2 separate regions of the Mus musculus genome follow, and region 1 is linked to region 2. A link is a loop called in an ENCODE intact Hi-C map of the cell type or tissue named here. Cell type or tissue: gastrocnemius. All regions are shown on one strand. Links, peaks and the distances in the headings refer to the core of each region. The heading gives the core; the rest is flanking DNA.

What was found. A loop is a pair of places that touch in the nucleus more often than their neighbours do. Peaks named below come from ENCODE experiments on the same cell type or tissue, not always from the same donor. Only the 100,000 strongest peaks of a DNase experiment are listed, where the experiment ranks them.
Region 1: it touches region 2 in a loop (17-fold over the local background); 38 of 42 quality-filtered maps call a loop at or near these places.

What each region holds. Positions count from the first base shown.
Region 1 is chr5:110,631,884-110,640,215 of GRCm38, forward strand. No RefSeq gene overlaps it. Among named protein-coding and RNA genes, the nearest start is that of Noc4l, 17 kb to the right of the region's middle. In gastrocnemius, for the core only: CTCF peaks have their summits at 4,225 (motif pointing left) and 7,837 (motif pointing right); a DNase peak (open chromatin) is centred at 7,827; H3K4me3 peaks cover 248 bases.
Region 2 is chr5:110,490,434-110,498,765 of GRCm38, forward strand. No RefSeq gene overlaps it. Among named protein-coding and RNA genes, the nearest start is that of A630023P12Rik, 20 kb to the right of the region's middle. In gastrocnemius, for the core only: a CTCF peak has its summit at 3,536 (motif pointing right); DNase peaks (open chromatin) are centred at 3,572 and 7,346.

The sequences.
Region 1 (8,332 bases), core at 268-8,267, 140 kb after region 2:
AGTGGGTTCCAGGACAGCCAGGGCTACACAAAGAGACCTTGTCTCCAAAAAAAAAAAAAAAAAGAAAGAAAGAAAGAAAAGAAAAAGAAAAAGAAAAAAACAACATAAAATAAAAACAACCCCCCACTATTATCTATAGCTACCTATCCAACACACCTATAGCTATATATCTATATGTAAGGATATGCGTACATTAAATGGGATTTATTATTACAGTGACTTAAGGACTGTGATTCAGGTGGCCCACTAATGTCTGTCTCTGGAAAGAAATGTTAAGAATCCAATAGTTGCTCAGACCATGGGTCCGGATGTCTCGGCAGTCCCAGCACTGGAGTCCCTTGGATTCTTCAAGAACTGCTGTTCTTTGGTCTACATCAGGATCCTGAAGAGGTGGGTTCTAATATCAGTGAAGGGTTACCTCAGCAACATGAGAGATGTGCCTGCCAGCGAGAGTGAAGGCAATCAGACAATGGAAGTTCAACTTCCATTCCAGAAAACATGACCTAGGGGTAGGTCTTCCCTTTCATTGTATGCTCAACTGTTTGGGCTTTAGTTTATTCCAGACATAGTTGAGTTGACAACCAAGATTAGCCATCACATGGGCCAACAAGATGACTCCACAGGTAAACCATTTGCCTCCAAAGTCAACAACCTAAGTTCGAATCCCTGGTATCCACGTGGTGAAAGTACATCTATGTGGTGCCAGTCATTCTAAAGACAACCAAAAGGGACAAGATGGAGGCATATTTATTATATGTAAATCTTGCCCGCCCCAGGTGTGGTGGCGCACGCCTTTAATCCCAGCACTCTCGAGGAAGAGACAGGCAGATTTCTGAGTTCGAGGCCAGCCTGGTCTACAAAGTGAGTTCCAGGACAGCCAGAGCTACACAGAGAAACCCTGTCTCGAAAAAAAACAAACAAACAAAAAGTTAAATTTCTCAGAAACTGCTGCATCCAAATTAGAATCTAGAAGGTGAAATGCTAACAGCTTTGAGGATAGAAAATGAAAGCAGACCCAGGCATGTCACATCTCTAGAATTAATTGGAAAGGAAGGGACAACTGTTCCCTGGGTCTCCATAAGGAACTGCCCTGGGTCTCCATAAGGAACTGCCGTGGACTGCTGACCTGCAGAACAGTGGAGCACCAACTGAGATTTTAAAAAAAAAGAATTATTTGAATTATTCTCATGTGTGTGAGATTGTGAATGTTGTTCAGAGACCAGAAGAGGTCGTCAGATGCCCTGCAACTGGAGCTACTAGTTGTTGTGAGCCACTTCACCAGATTGCTGGGAACCTAACTTTGGTCCTCTGCAAGAGCAGCAAATGCTCTTAACTACTGAGCTACCCAGCCCCAACTTCGATGTTTTAAGTATGGAAGGGACTGGCCTTCGAGGGTTGGCTGGAGCCCCAGGGATTGAGAGAACCTGGCCATCAGATCAGGAGAGGCATGGCTGGGGATAAAGTGGGCCAGGTCCGTGTCTGTGGCTCTCCTCCTGGGAGGGCAGATTCCTAGGTGCAGTTAGGGGAAATTGGCCAAGGAATTGATCTCCTGAATGGCTGAGTTATTTACTTGTCTGCTCATTAGGGCAGTAAATTGCATTTTGTGTAATTCTATTCATTGATTGTGGAGCTCTGTGGTATAGGAGCTGGGAGTTCAGGACAGAGAAAGGAAGGAAATAGATGGCCAGTTAAACGTTCCTGTAACCATCAAGAAGGCCAATTAATGGCATTTAGGGATTATGGGAAAAGGGGTGAGCCCCGGAGACAGAAGCGGCAGAAGGAGGTCTTAGTTATTATTTTTTTAATTTTGTCTGACTGGAACCTGTTCCCTTTAGATCAAGATGAAAGGAACAGTTTAATCTGAAATCAATTTATAGCAAGGCCTGAATAAGATTGCTATCACCACTTATGTTGCAAGATAATCCCACTGTCTGAGTTCTCCCGCAGCCGGGTTTCTTCTGTCGGGGTGGCTGAAGTAAGTTCTCAGGCTCTTGTATCTCAGAAATGGCAGGCATAAGCAGGTCTGGAGAGGCAGGCCGTCCCACCCATCCTCAGCAAGTCGGGTCTCAACATTCCCACCAGTACCCCAGAAGCAGCAAAGCAGTGGGCATCAGTCCTGGGATAAAATGGTGATGTCTTAGTTATGTCAGGCTGCATCCGGCCTCTGGGCCACTGCCCCAACTCCTCTCTCCCATATGATACCAACTCTGGGAGCTGTCCTGGGGTGATGATCCCAACGAGTGCCCAGAAGGAGTATCACGGATGCTCAACATTTGTAAGATTCTCAGCACCTACCATCCACTTCATCCTGCCTATAAGGAGCAGGTCCTTTGTGCATTCTAAGAGAACAGCTCCAACCGCTGACCCCACTTCTCCGCCCTGTCCCGTAGAAAGCACTTCAGGGTAGGACCATGATTCGCAGTGTTGCTGATAAAATGAACATTCTCTTTTTTTTTTTTTTTTTCTGAATGGAGGTAACACAGCACTTCACTATGTAGCCTAGCCTGGCCTCAAACTTGCAGCAATACTCCTGTTTCAGTCTCTCAAGAGCAAGATTCAGACAGTTTTAACCAGGTCCAGAGAAGGCAGGCCCAAGGCAAAGAACTTTGCTGCCTGTCATTTCTTCTTTTTTTAAAAAAATTATATATTAATGTACAATGTACATGTTTGTTTTTTTTTACTGGGGCAGAATAGATGTAGGTGACGCAGCTTGCCTGAGGAGGTCAGGGGACATATGATGTAACATGCTCTCTTTCCATCATGTGAGTTCTGGGGACCCAAACTCAGGTCACCAGGTTCTGTCCAAGACAGACACAGCTGTACACCACAGATACACACACACACAAACATAAACTACATAATTGTATGCACATCCACACACATCACATATGTGCACCCCCACATATGCTTGCATCTCATACATGATACATGTGTATGTGTAGCCACATACATACATACAAAACACGCACATATATCTATATCTGTGTGATATGCGTGTACGTACACACCGCAAACATACTATGGATTCTACAATCACACGCAAATGTGGCTCCTGTGATCCCTTTTGTTCCCTGAGAGGCCACCCACATCTTTGAGCATGACAGCTTGCCATTCAGTTCAAAGAAAACTGACTGTCAACATTCCTTCCCACATCCCTCCTTCCCTCTGCTGTTGCCCAGCCTTGGGTAAACATGCCCTTAAACTGGGGCAGATGTGCCACTGGGACCCCATGCACCAGCTTGGCAGATGGGTGCTCATGATTGTTGTAGAAATAATTTAATCCCAGCCTGGGGTTCCTACCCCACCTTTGGTTATTGAATTCCCAGATTTAAATACACACACACACAGCCTTTATATTTACAATAAGCCCTAAACAGCACAATAGTTAGGCAGCTGCCTACCCTCCACGCTGTTAGAATCCACTTTCCGATTGATAACCCTAAGTTATCACTTCCTATTTGCTATGTCCCACCTGGGCTGCTCTTAGCACCAATTGGGCAGCCCTCGGGGCCATGCTCTCTTGGTTACCTTAGCCCATAGTGGCTGCTGCTTCCTTCTCGCCTGAACATTCTTCCTCATGGTGGTTCTCTCCAAGCCCACAAAACCTAAACCCTACCTATCTCTCTTCAGCCCAGCTATTGACTGTCGGCATCTTTATCAATTAGAAATATCTTGGGGGGGGGACTCTCTTGTCTCTGGGGCAGCCAGTCTTGGGGCCCCCAAATTAGCATTAGAATACAAGCAGCAACAGGTCAACCCACTATACATGACTGCCACGACGCAGGTGAGCCAGCAGAACATGGCTGGCAGAGGCTCAGTGGAGGCACAATTACCAAGAGGGGTGATGTCTATAGCAAGTTAGTCAACCACATTCTCCTGGTTCTAAAGTGTCGTGAAGAGAGGGCAGGAGCTGGGCTTGACTCAAATGTCTAGTAGTCAAGGACCCATGGCCAGCAGAGTCCTTGCTTGTTGGTCAACTTCCCTAGGCAGACATAATAGAAATTCCCTGGGGCCAGAGTCAAAAACAGACTTGGCAAATTGAATGAGCTTAACAAGGGTGACATAAAGATACCAATTGCTGCAGTCTCCCCAAGTCACCAACCCCTCTCATGCATCAGGCTCTTGTTTTGTTCTATTTATTTTTTTTTTATTTTTTTATTTTTTTAAATTATAAAGGTCCTAAGGCTACTCGAAATTGAGGCAGACCTGGTTTTAGGGCTCCACCTAGTGTTCATAAAGCAAAGTGACTCTGTGTAAATAACAAAACTAAGAACCATTTTCCTCCCCAACAGGATATTGTGGCTTATTCCAGTGTGTAGAGCTGACACCATTTAGAGGTAGAATGGAACAGATAAATGAGGCGGACTTGTGCCCCATGCAATAGCCTACTTTATTCAGATCCTCAGGTATTTATTCCCTGAGGGTTAAAAAAGGTAACAAGGAGCCCGTGGTGGCACACACCTTTAATCCCAGCACTGGGGGAGGGAGGGTTGCGGGGGGGGGGGGTGGGTGGAAGGGGGAGTGAGGCAGATCTCTTAAGTTCAAAACCAGCCGGTCTACAGAGAATTCCAGGGCAGCCAGGGCTACACTGAGAAACCCTGACTTAAAATGCCACCCCCAAAGAGAGGTCACATGAATAAAGCTCTCAGAAGTGCAAGCTGTATACAGTCTCATGGATAAGCCACATGTGGTAAAGATATGTTTTTTTTTTAAATAGCGGCATATAGACATGTAATTGAATAACAGCAGCAAACAATAATGAGTAATCTGAAGGAAGCTCACTCCTTTCTGCTACCCCTGGGAGGGGCATGAAAACACATTCCAAGAACAATTCCACGCTGTGAGAAAACCCTAAGCTCACAGGACCCTGTCTTCTCGGAGTCTTCTCACAAGGACTCGGCGTCCCCTTCACGTGACTTCATTCCCGGCCCGTGCAGACCTGTGCCAGCTCCAGCAGGCCACGGAGTGTGAAGATGAAGAATGGGCCCCCATCTGGTGGCCACAGACACACACCTCTGTCACATCTTTAAGGTTCAACCGATGTCCAAGAATCTTGTTTCCAATAAACCAGAAAGGAGCCACCAAGCCTCCAGGAAATGAAGCAAACGCTTGCACATAGATTCAAGATGAAGTCAATAAAGCAGTGACAGACACCGGGAGTCAAGCAGGTGACAGATGTGAGGAGAGTGGGCGTCACAGAGGCCTACCAAGGACTAAGGAACAGGAGTATGGGAGGGAGCTTCCACTTTGTTTGACACAAGCCGAGGACTCTTGAATAAAAAGAGCCCTCGGTGTGAGCTGAATTCCTACTCCTTGGTGGTCCCAGTCATGTGGGACTGAGATATTGCTAGTATTCAAAGGATGTTTTTATAAGGGCACAAAGTCCCAGTATAGATAAATGAACACCCGGGAAAGAGCCTTTTAAACCTGGCGGCTGATGAAGGAAACAGTTGGTCAAATACTTCAGAAGGGGATCTGGAAGCACAGATTGTGAGCCCCTAGGAACTACTGTCCGTTCTGAGTTGGTAGCCACAACGTAACTCATACAGGCCTAGGGTTCACTGTCACCACAGCTCAGAAAGCAATGGATGGTAAAGGGAGATGGGAGAATAGGCCCTTCAGGGGGACACTGACCCCAGAGAATTAAGAACAGGTAGCCGATCTCACCAGAGAGGGAACAGGCTCTGGTAACTGTCACCGGCTAAAACCAAGCCTGCTGACTTGTTTCCTAAGTGGGAATAGTGACCAGCCTCTTCTGATGGTTGCAAGGCCTGCTTATGGCTGTCACTCAGCTGCCCCTAGATCTCCTTATGGTTGGATGCCAGCCACAGCCTTCTAGGTCTGAGTAGACAGCCAGCAGCTGCTACAGAGGTTCCTACCTCAGGGGGACCCAGCCCTGACCTAGGAAGCTATTTTAAAAAGAGTTATCTGTGTCCACCAAGCCAGCCCAGCTGTAGAATAAATGCTGTTGTACTTTGTATATTCAGTTCCAAAGCAATTTGCACTCTGGCCACTGTACTAGAAGGGACACAGGCACAGACTACAGAAGGTATTCCTGAGCTAGCAGCTTGGCTCTGTGATGGTAAGAGTGTAGCTTTTTCTAGCAGCTACTGACCTAGAGGTGAGACCCTGAGAACAGATGAAGTTCCCTAGGGAGCATCCATGTACCCCAACCTCTAGTGGGGCAGTCATTTTTAGCTGGGGATGTTTGCCAAAGCACCAAGCATGGCTGTTATTTGGGAAGTATGTCACTGACATCTTCGTCCCTATAGCAAATTTGCTAAGTGCCAATTAGATGCTCAAGTGTCTCCACCTCCCTTCGGGCATGGGATTCATTACTTGTGAGTATGACTCGATTGCCTGAAGTATTTGCATCTCTAGGTAGAAGACAGGAGGGACAAAGAAGAAAGGACGAGGAGGAAGAGAAGAGTCATAAGGTGAAGCCATTGCACATTGAAAAGGGAGACTTGTTAACGCACAATAACTACTCAGTAGATGGGGCTGCAGTGAGCCCCTTATATTCATTCCTCTAAGACTCAAGAAGAGAGGGGGCTGGAGAGATGGCTCCGTGGTTAAGAGCACTGACTGCTCTTCCCATGGTAGCTCACAACCATCTGCAATAGGATCTGATACCCTCTTCTGGTGTATCTGAAGATAGCAACAGTGTACTTATATAAATAAAATAAATAAATCTTTAAAAAAAAAAAAGACTCAAGCAGAGAGGCCTCTCCTCTGCCTGTGTAGTCATAACAGAATACCTGAGAAATACTAACTAGGAAAAACAAATTAACGATCTGGAAATTCACAGTCAAGATGCCCTCAGTGAGGGCCTCCTGCTTCATGGTCACATAAGGTAGAAAACACACACACTGTTTGTATTCAAATGTTAGTACTGGTTCCTCGAGAGAGTCTCCTCACCCCACCCCACCCAGCAGACTACCTCGTCCTCAGGTGATACCATGTTGACCTCCCATTTTAACTGCCAATAAAAGGCTAGAGCCTGTGATTGGGCAGTGGAGGGGAAAAGGTGGGACTGGAGAGGGAGTAGGAGGCAGAGGAAGAAGGGGAAAGAGGACAGAGGAAGAAGGAGGAGGAAGCCATAATGGGCCAGAACCGCATGGCTGGGAGAAGCCGCAAGCAACAAGGGGTCTCATAGCTGGGGAATAAGTTAGTAGTATATTAGATTTTCCCAATCCACTCCCCTCAGCCCCATATAAATAACTAGGGCTGATCTCTAAAGGTGCACCAGGATGGAAATTAAACACCAAATGGGTCTAAGGGGTCTACAGACTGAGGCTCCCTCTCCAAACCCCAAGCAAACCTCAGCAACCAGTGGCAGCGCCCCTGCCCTGAGCTGGACATAGGCAGCGCCATAACATGGTTTGGGGGGGGGGGGGTCCCTGCGCCTACAGAAGAACCAAGGACCCTGGGGCACGACTGCCTGAGAAGCAGCCTGCAGTCTTCACAGCTGAGGATCAACAACTGAAAACACACACACACACACACACACATACACACACACACACACACACAATACAAAAAACCAAAATCTAACTTTCCAAAGCTTTCTCTCACAGGCACAGCTGGCTGATCTGGGTATCTCTACCCCGAGCAGGCCTTCCTGCGCTCGCTTTTCCTGTATCCCCCACGTCTAAACTGGACACGGAACAGCCAGACCTGCTCTCCCGACTGCAAGCTGCCTGAAATCAGTGCACATGCTGCCGACTGCAACCCAAACAAAAGCCAGAGAGAGGCTCAGAAGTCCCACGTCTTTCTACAGTTAGCCACCACCACCCACTTCCTGCGAATAAGATTCCGAGAGGACTGCAATGTCCTGAATCGAACACCAGGGGGAGACAAAGGTACAAGAAGCTCCAGATCAGGTACTGAGAATTCAAAATTGACAATCACAAAAATTAGATACCTCCTTTAATCCCAGCACTTGGGAGGCAGAGGCAGGCGGATTTCTGAGTTCAAGGCCAGCCTGGTCTACAGAGTAAGTTCCAGGACATCCAGGGCTATACAGGGAAACCCTGTCTTGAAAAACTGAAAGAAAAGAAAAAAAGAAAAGACTGGGCAATACAGCCTAAAGAAAACACAAGAACTAAAGGAATTTGTAGGTCATGCTAAGCAACAGAGAGAAGAAAATGAATACAGCCTAGAGGAAAATCTGGAACGAAAGGTACAGGATTCTATTGGTCAAGATAACAGAGAGAGGAACATGAAGGTTAGAGACAGGAGCTGGAAAAGATGCTAGAACAAAGAATGCAAAATTTCACAGGTCAGAATGAGCAGCAGAGAAGAAGAAATGAGAATTGGAAGTGAGACTTGG
Region 2 (8,332 bases), core at 250-8,249:
CTCTCTCTCTCTCTCTCTCTCTTTCTCACTCTCTCTTTCTTAAAGATTTTATTTATATGAGTACACTGTAGCTGTCTTCAGACACACCGGAAGAGGGCATCAGATTTCGTTACAGATGGCTGTGAGCCACTGTGGTTGTTAGGACCCAAACTCAGGACCTCTGGAAGAGCAGTCGGCGCTCCCAACCACTGAGCCATCTCTCCAGCTCCCTTTCAAGGTCTCTTAAGAATGGTAGTCAACTCAGAGAGAGTGGGAGATGTGTGTGTGTGTAGATGTGGGGTGAGGGGTGAGTGACCTTGGGCCTTTTGTCTAAGAGTTGTCTTGATGCACACTGAACTGGCCAGCATGCTTCTATCAACCTGGTGCCTGGACAGTGGTATATTAGCCAGCTGTCTAGAAGTGCTTAGGTATCTTGTCTGTGTCTAGTTCATGTGGGCCACTAGGCAGTGCACCACAGGTGGTGGCTCACAGACTACAGGGGATCCCTTCTCTAGAGGCTGAAAGCCCATGATCACAGCTCAGCAGATCTGGAGTCAGGTGGGGCCTCCTGACACATAATTAGTCCCTCACTGTGAGCTGGAGGGGTGGAGGGCATGGCCCTTAAGATGCAGCAAAACCCTTGGGCTCTTCCTCCAGACCACACAAGTGCCAAGGCCCTTTGGTGACATCCCTATGATGACTGCAGGAGAGCCACACTCAGGGCAGGTGTTGCTAATGTGAAACTTGGGTGGTAAGGTTTCTGTAGATCAAGCTATACTATGGCCCTGTTGTCAGTCCCCAGCCAGCTAGTGACAAGGTCTGGTGACAACATGGTGGTGGCCACACTCATCTAGGGAAGGATGGAAGAAGGACAGACGTATGACCCCAGGGCGAATGAAGCTTTTCGATGTCAACCACACAGGGAACTACGGGACTGGGGATACGTTCTAGAACCTCCAGAGTGTTTGCTGTTATTCATAAGAAATGTCCCTTTTGGGCTGGAGAGATGGCTCAGCAGTTAAGAGCACTCACTGCTCTTCCAGAGGTCCTGAGTTCAAATCCCAACAACCACCTGTACAGACAGCTACAGTGCACTGATATACATATAAATAAATAAATAAATAAATAAATAAATAAATAAATAAATAAATAAATCTATCTTTAGAAAGGAAGGAAGGAAGGAAGGAAGGAAGGAAGAAAGGAAGGAAGGAAGAAAGGTCCCTTTTAGATTTCATATGCATTGCTAATAGGCCCTGCAGCATCTTGGGAAGTCTAGACAGTTGCTTAAGCAGTCAGTCATATCCTGAAGGCAGATACCATTCTATGATGTCACCTCTTTCTCCTCTCTCTGTCTCTGTATCTGTCTTTATGTGTCTGCCCCTGGTTCTCTTTGTTTCTGTCTGCTGGCCCTGGTCTAGCCCCTCACCCAGGCATGATGAGATAGAAAAAATACCTGCATTCTCCACCCTTTAAAAACTTATGTGTAGCCGGGTGTGGTGGCACACGCCTTAATCCCAGCACTTGGGAGGCAGAGGCAGGCGGATTTCTGAGTTCGAGGCCAGCCTGGTCTACAGAGTGAGTTCCAGGACAGCCAGGGCTACACAGAGAAACCCTGTCTTGAAAAACAAAAAACAAAACCAACAACAACAACAAAAAAGTATGTGTATGCGTTTTCCCTGTATGTATGTGTGTAATATATATGTGTGTGTGTATGTGTGTGTGTATGTATGTATGTACGCACACCATGTTCATACTTGGTGCTCATGGACACTAGAAGAGGGGATTAGATCCCCTGGAGCTGGATTTACAGATAGTTGTGAGCTATCATGCAGGTGCTGAGAACTGAACCTGGACCTTCTGCAAGGGCAGCAGGGGCTCTTCACCTCTAAGCCAGCTCTAACACTCCCCATGTTTTTGAGACAGGGTCTTATTATGTAGCCTTGGCTGGCCTGGAGCCCCTTATATAGACAATGCTGGACTTGAATTCAGAGAGATCTGCCTGCCTCTGCCTTTCAAGTGCCATCATGCATGTCTGCCACCTCCCTCTTTTGAGGCAGGGTCTCAAAAAACTGTCTGTAGCTCAGTCTGTTCTCAAGCTGGAGCCCCTCATGTTCTTGCCTCTCCAGTGCTGGGATTACAGATGTGTCCCCTCTGGCTTACTGTCTCTCCTGGGATTACAGATGTCTCCCCTCTGGCTCACTGTCTCTCCTGGGATTACAGATGTGTCCCCTCTGGCTCACTGTCTCTCCTGGGATTACAGATGTGTCCCCTCTGGCTCACTGTCTCTCCTGGGATTACAGATGTCTCCCCTCTGGCTCACTGTCTCTCCTGGGATTACAAATGTCTCCCCTCTGGCTCACTGTCTCTCCTCTGGTCTCACTGCTGTTCTGCGATTGTACTTCCCTAGCTAGCAGGCTCCTGTATACCCTTCAGAACCCTATCTTCCTGCTCTCCCACAGGTCTGCCCTTGGGGTTCTCTCTACCAAGGCATGAGGCAGGGTCCTCTTTCACTCCTCTTTCCTTTTTCTTTTGGTTTTTCGAGACAGGTTTCTCTGTAGAGCCCTGGCTGTCCTGGAACTCACTCTGTAGACCAGGCTGGCCTCAAACTCAGAAATCTGCCTGCCTCTGCCTCCCAAGTGCTGGGATTAAAGGCGTGCGCCACCACTGCCCGGTGTGTGCTGCTATCTTAGTTCACTGACTCAACTGACTGACTAGAACTCAGAGATCTGCATGCCTTTGTCTGTTGCGTGTTGGGATTAAAGGTGTGTACCTGGACCTAAGCTTTTCTTTAGCTGAAACTTTCTGTATACCAGGCTGGCCTTGAACTCACAGATCTGCTTGCCTCCATCTCCAGGGATTAAAGGTGTGTCTGTGTTCCAACTGGATCACACAGACCTATGTAGAGGGAACATCTTGTGTATTGTATGGATTAAAAATTTAAAAAAACCTATGGCCTATAGAAAAGGGTAGAATAGAAGGTGGAACATCCAGGAGGCAGAAAGAATTCTGGGATAGGGCCAGGTCCCGGGTTCATCCAATGTAATGAGACAGATACATGGTATCTGAGCACAGGTAACTAGTCACATGGCAGAATGTAGATTTGAGTAAATGGATTATAGTAAATTGTGATCTAGTTAGGGAAGAGCCTAGCTATATGGCCAAGGTATTTGTAAATATATTTTGAATCTGAGTCTTATTTCTGGGAGCATGTTGCTGGGAGGAAGAACCAAGTTCAAACTTCTACAGACCCGAAAGTCTTTGGATGTGACCCCTTGCCAGAGTAGCCATGTTGCTGTATTACAATTTCTCTACACACGTAGAAGACACCTGAGCAGTTCTCTTCAAAATTAAGATGGACAGAGCCCTGGGCCAGGTCCTAGACAGTTGGAAAAGCTGGCAACTTCGGGGATCTCAACAACCCTTGCAGCCTACAAGAAGCAGGGCCAATGGTGGTTTTCTATATGTAGTAAGCACTAGAGAACTTCAGGACAGTGTTAGAGAACAAAAGTGCCTGTGGGCTCCCGGCATGTAGAACCAGATATGACCACAAGGTGACAGCAGCACCCTTCATACCGGTCAGAAGCTAGGCCAGGGGGTGGCCTGTCTTTCCAAGCCGGCAGCAGGCCAGCTGTGACTTGCAGAGTCTGACTTAGAGGGCAACTAGGGCTCCTCACAACAAGAATACCTCCCTCTTCAGGCTTAGGCCTGTGATGTGGTCCCTGCTCTTTTTGTAAGTTCCTCTCTCTTGTCTTCTTTCTTATTCTTTCTCTGTCTCTCTGCCTCCTCATCTCTACCTTTGTCTATTTCCCTTTGTCTGATGGTGTCTTTCTGTTTGCCTGTCTTTCTTTGTCTGCCTTCCCTTTTGATCCTGAACTGTCTGGGTCCAGATCCTAGGACTCCCTTTTTAGCTGGGTTGTCTCCAGATGGTACCATAACTTTCTACTCCTCAGGGTCCTTATTTCTGACACGGGAAAGCAGCTTCTGCAGTAAGTGGGGCTGCTATAGGGCTCAGACGAACAGTGGGGTATCTGGGAGGATCATGGTCTTGCACATACATGTGTTACATTAACGTGAAGAATCCTCTGTTTTGTGTGGTCTGGGCATGTGTTTCAGACACACTCTTCATCCTTCTCAGTCAGCTCGTTCTTGTTCCTTGTACGGGTGAGTGGAGTTGAGAGAGAATAGCTGGGCATTGGTCCAGGCTCTACATAGCTCTCAGGGTCCCATTATTCCTGTGGTTTGGCAGAAAGATGTGCTTAGGTTGGTAACCTGCATAGACTTCCTAGTTCCAGAGCCAGCCTAGGGTTGTGGTCTCCAGTTCCCCCAAAGCCTAGGCCTGACTAATGTGTATGAAGTCCTTCTGTTGTTCAGAGGTGAGGGCCTAAAATGTACCAAAAATAGTCTACACAGCTGGGGAAGGCAGCCTACACTTTAGCAGCTGATACGCCAGAGTTCACACTGACAGAGAAGACCTTACCTGATACCACTCTGACATCTCAGACCCTTCCCAACAGCCCGGCATGGCCTGGATTCCTAGGCAGGAGATATACTGGGCAGAACCAGGAGCCTCAGCTCCTAATAGCACCCAGATGTCACCAGCACCATGGGGCCTACGGCCACATCTCTTCTCTAAGCTACTACTGCCGATGGCGGCCCAGGGGCAACACTTGAATTCTGTTTGTAATTAAAAGAAGGTGCCCTTTAAAAACTGCTCACTGTTTCTGCATCTAGGCAGCAAATTATCTCAAAGTGGATTTTCTTTGTTCTGAGAAGCTAATTGATGGGCTATGTGTATGCATAAGCACGTGCGTGTGCGTGCGTGTACATAGAATGTGCTTGGGGGGTTTTCAGCCCTTGTCACATGATGTAGACATTCAAGGGCTTTGCAAAGACACAAAGCTCCATGCCTGCCCCAGAAATAGTGGTTCATCTGGTTAGAGGGGCCTTGGCTCCCAGGAAGCTGCAATGGGCATCTTAGGAAGACTTAGATAGAATAAGGTCCTCAGGTGTCTGGTGTATAAGGGCCAGGCCCTGATGCAGAGGTCTCTGCCCAACCTTGGAGTTCCCAGTAGGCTCATCATCAGGCTAACCTTGCTTTTTTATTTTTTTTGTTTTTCGAGACAGGGTTTCTCTGTATAGCCCTGGCTGTCCTGGAACTCACTTTGTAGACCAGGCTGGCCTTGAACTCAGAAATCTGCCTGCCTCTGCCTCCCGAGTGCTGGGATTAAAGGTGTGCGCCATCATGCCCAGCTATCCTTGCTTTTGAGGCTTGATCCTAACCCTGGCCCCAGGGAATGTTGAGTTTCTTACCCAGACTCTGTGAGTAATTCCAACTCAGTCATTGTAGGCGTGCCACCTCTGTTAGGGGCTTAGAGGACATGTGAAGTCCCACCCTCTACTTCAGAATGTGGCAGAGGGGTACAGGTCATTGCAGATGGAATTTAGGGTGAAGTAGCATGTTCTAAGCCAACTATGGACATTTGCACCAATCCAGACACAAAGAAGCCATTTAAGCAGGAGGCACATTTGGGGGGAATGCTTCTATAAGTCAAGGAACTCTAAAGATTTTCAGTCTCCCTCAGCAGCTCAGGACTCAGCCTGTGAGCTCAATCCTGTTGTATAAACCATCCATAGAAGGTGGGTACTGTCTGGAGGAGGGGAAAGGGTACAACCATTAGAAAGGCATTAAGCAGGAGTATCAGCCACAGTGGGTAACAGTGGGCATTTCAATACCAAGGCTTGGCTTTCTCTGTGTACCCTGGCAGAATGCTAACTTCTTTATGAAGGTGAACCTTCTCACCAAACCCAATCTGTGTTTTCTCAAGCTAGGTTGTCTTGTGCTGTCTATGGAAAAAATTCCTCTCCTTCACTTTCTTCCTGTTCCTGGCATTATGGTGAACTATGAAGAAGTGGGTGTGGAAGGATGCTTTCTTCTGTGAAGGACAGATTCGTTCAACTCCAGCATTAGTGTCCCTGCATTCTGTCTGTTTACATCCACTGTGTCACACAGAACATCCTCAGTGGTGGCTCAGCTCATCCCTGGCCTCATTTGGCCCACAAGAGGCCAGCAAGACCTCGGGAATACAAGCGAAACCAAGACATTGTATAGTTGAGGATATCTCTGCAGTCAGAGAAAGTAGTCCCTTGCCTTGGCATTTTTCCTACACTGGAGTCATGGACAGGTCCCTCAGGATGCCCTCAGCCTTAGCTTTCGTCTGGGTGCAGGCAAGCTTCACAGGGATGTCTCTACCTGGGGTAGGTGTATACTGACTGAGCTACTCAGCTTTCAAATCTGCATTGCTGGTCTTAGCCAGAACCTTCCAGGGCCTCCGACCTCTCATCCCAGCTGACCTATGCTCACCAGGGACTGGAGAATGAACTTACCCCACTGCCAACTTGGCTCCCTGGCTATGATAAGGGTTTAGGGGCATAAGGTCCCTATGGCTTGGACCTTCCAAATCCAAGACATACACTAGTCCCGTGTGCCACATCATGTAGGGAGTGGCAAGAGTGGCCCTACGGTGGGTGCTGCCTTCTATCCTTTTTCTAGGGTTCTTCTCACCTCTAGATCTCAGGTGAGCATTATGTGTGTCCATGTTTTCTATGATGCTGATCACCCATCCCAGAGCAAGAAGCTATCAAGCTGGTGGGGAAAGAGTGCTGTGGCTGGACTTCTCAGAAGCATCAGACATTGGCAGCCCTTGGATGGGGTCTGGGTGAGGACATGAGGGACCTTGGTGGCTTCAGTTACACAGAATGGGCCCTGGCTTTCCTATCACAGGGTCAGATAGGTCATTGTCCTTTCAGGAGCAATGGCAGGGAAACAGCTCTGGTCAGGGCACATCCTGAAGTTGTTAGAGTAGGCTGTAGATATGGAGCTATGAGCCAACAGCTCACTCCTGGAGTCTATCCCACTGAGCCCTGGCTTGTCTGTGGTCTGTAGGAAAGGCACCGGGGTGGAATGAAGACTTCTTCTTAGCAAGCCTGGAGAATGGTATCTACTGAAGTTAATGGTTGAATTGGGGCTTAGACAAAGCCTGGTGTCTTGGCAGCTAAGGTCTGGATATGAATGGCTTTCATTGTTCAAGGTCTTCTCGTAACACTGGGAGTCTCTGTCCAGAAGCTACCAGGCATCACAAGCCTACAGAGGGCAGGGAGGCTCCAGTGGTGTAGGTTTCAGCTGCAGTAACCTTGGGAGCCATTGGCACTGCCTTGAGGGCCTCCCTGAAGCTCTTTAAATTCCACTCTGGGAACTGCCTGTCTCCCTGTCTTCCAGATCGCTCCGCATGTATCCCCAAATAAAGCAGTGTTCCTGCTGCTCCGCAATTGCCCTGCATTCTTGGATGGACATCTGCCAGGCCTCCCATGACTCTCAGCTTGTGGCATCCAGCCTGTGATATGTCCTAGTTGGCGGACAGGCACTTGTACTGTTGTAAGGCAGATTCTTCCACTGATGCTCTGGAGGCATCTGTCCCCGTGAGATTGAGCTCTCTGCATGCATCCAACAGTAGAGTCCAGCACTGGCCTTTGCTGCCATGCTCCCTTCCTCCTATCACCAGAGCTGCGTTGCCAGCTACCTGTTAACTACTTGACTTTTCTGAGATGGTCTGGCCTCGTCTGCATTTCCCCTTCTTGTGTGTCTAGGATGGCCCTTTTCTCCACTCATCTCTACTAACATGGGGGCATTAATATCCAGCACTTTCCCCAGAAATCCAGCCAAGTTGTCTGCCTTGCATCTGGCGGCTTCGGGTTCCTTTTGAGCCCCGCCCAGCTAGAACTAGATCCATCCATCACAGCTTGGCCTTTCTGCTCCGATGCACTTCACCCCGGCAATGTGTCTTCATAAAGTCATGGTTCCTTCGCGGTGATTCTTTCCTCTCCTCCTTAACACTAGTCCGTGGAGGTAGAGCCTTCATCATCCCTTTGACATTAGTGGCTCTGCAGAGGAAGGGGGAGCCAAAGTGTCCCTGACATCCGAGGACAAATGTGATTTCTACGACAGGGAGTGACTTTATTTCCCACAGGCATGGAACAACTGGAATGTGCAAGGCTGAGATTGGGTCAGAGAGTGAGCAGTAGCCTGGTGCTGTGCTGGCTCTGACCCACAGATCTGCTCAGATGATCCCCTACCCCCACCCAGCTTCCCTGAGCCCTGCTCCCAGAGCCTGAAGCATATAGCCCTGGCTACCGTCTTTCAAGAGCCCCTGCTGGAGTAGCCCTGACATCTTCAGCTCAGACTGAGCAGGCTGGAACAGACTTTCCTTTATCAGACAGATCCCATCTGGGTCCTCTTCCAGGTTCCATGCCCCGTACTCCCCTGGGCTCCCCTGGGCCCATCACAGCTTGTCTTCAC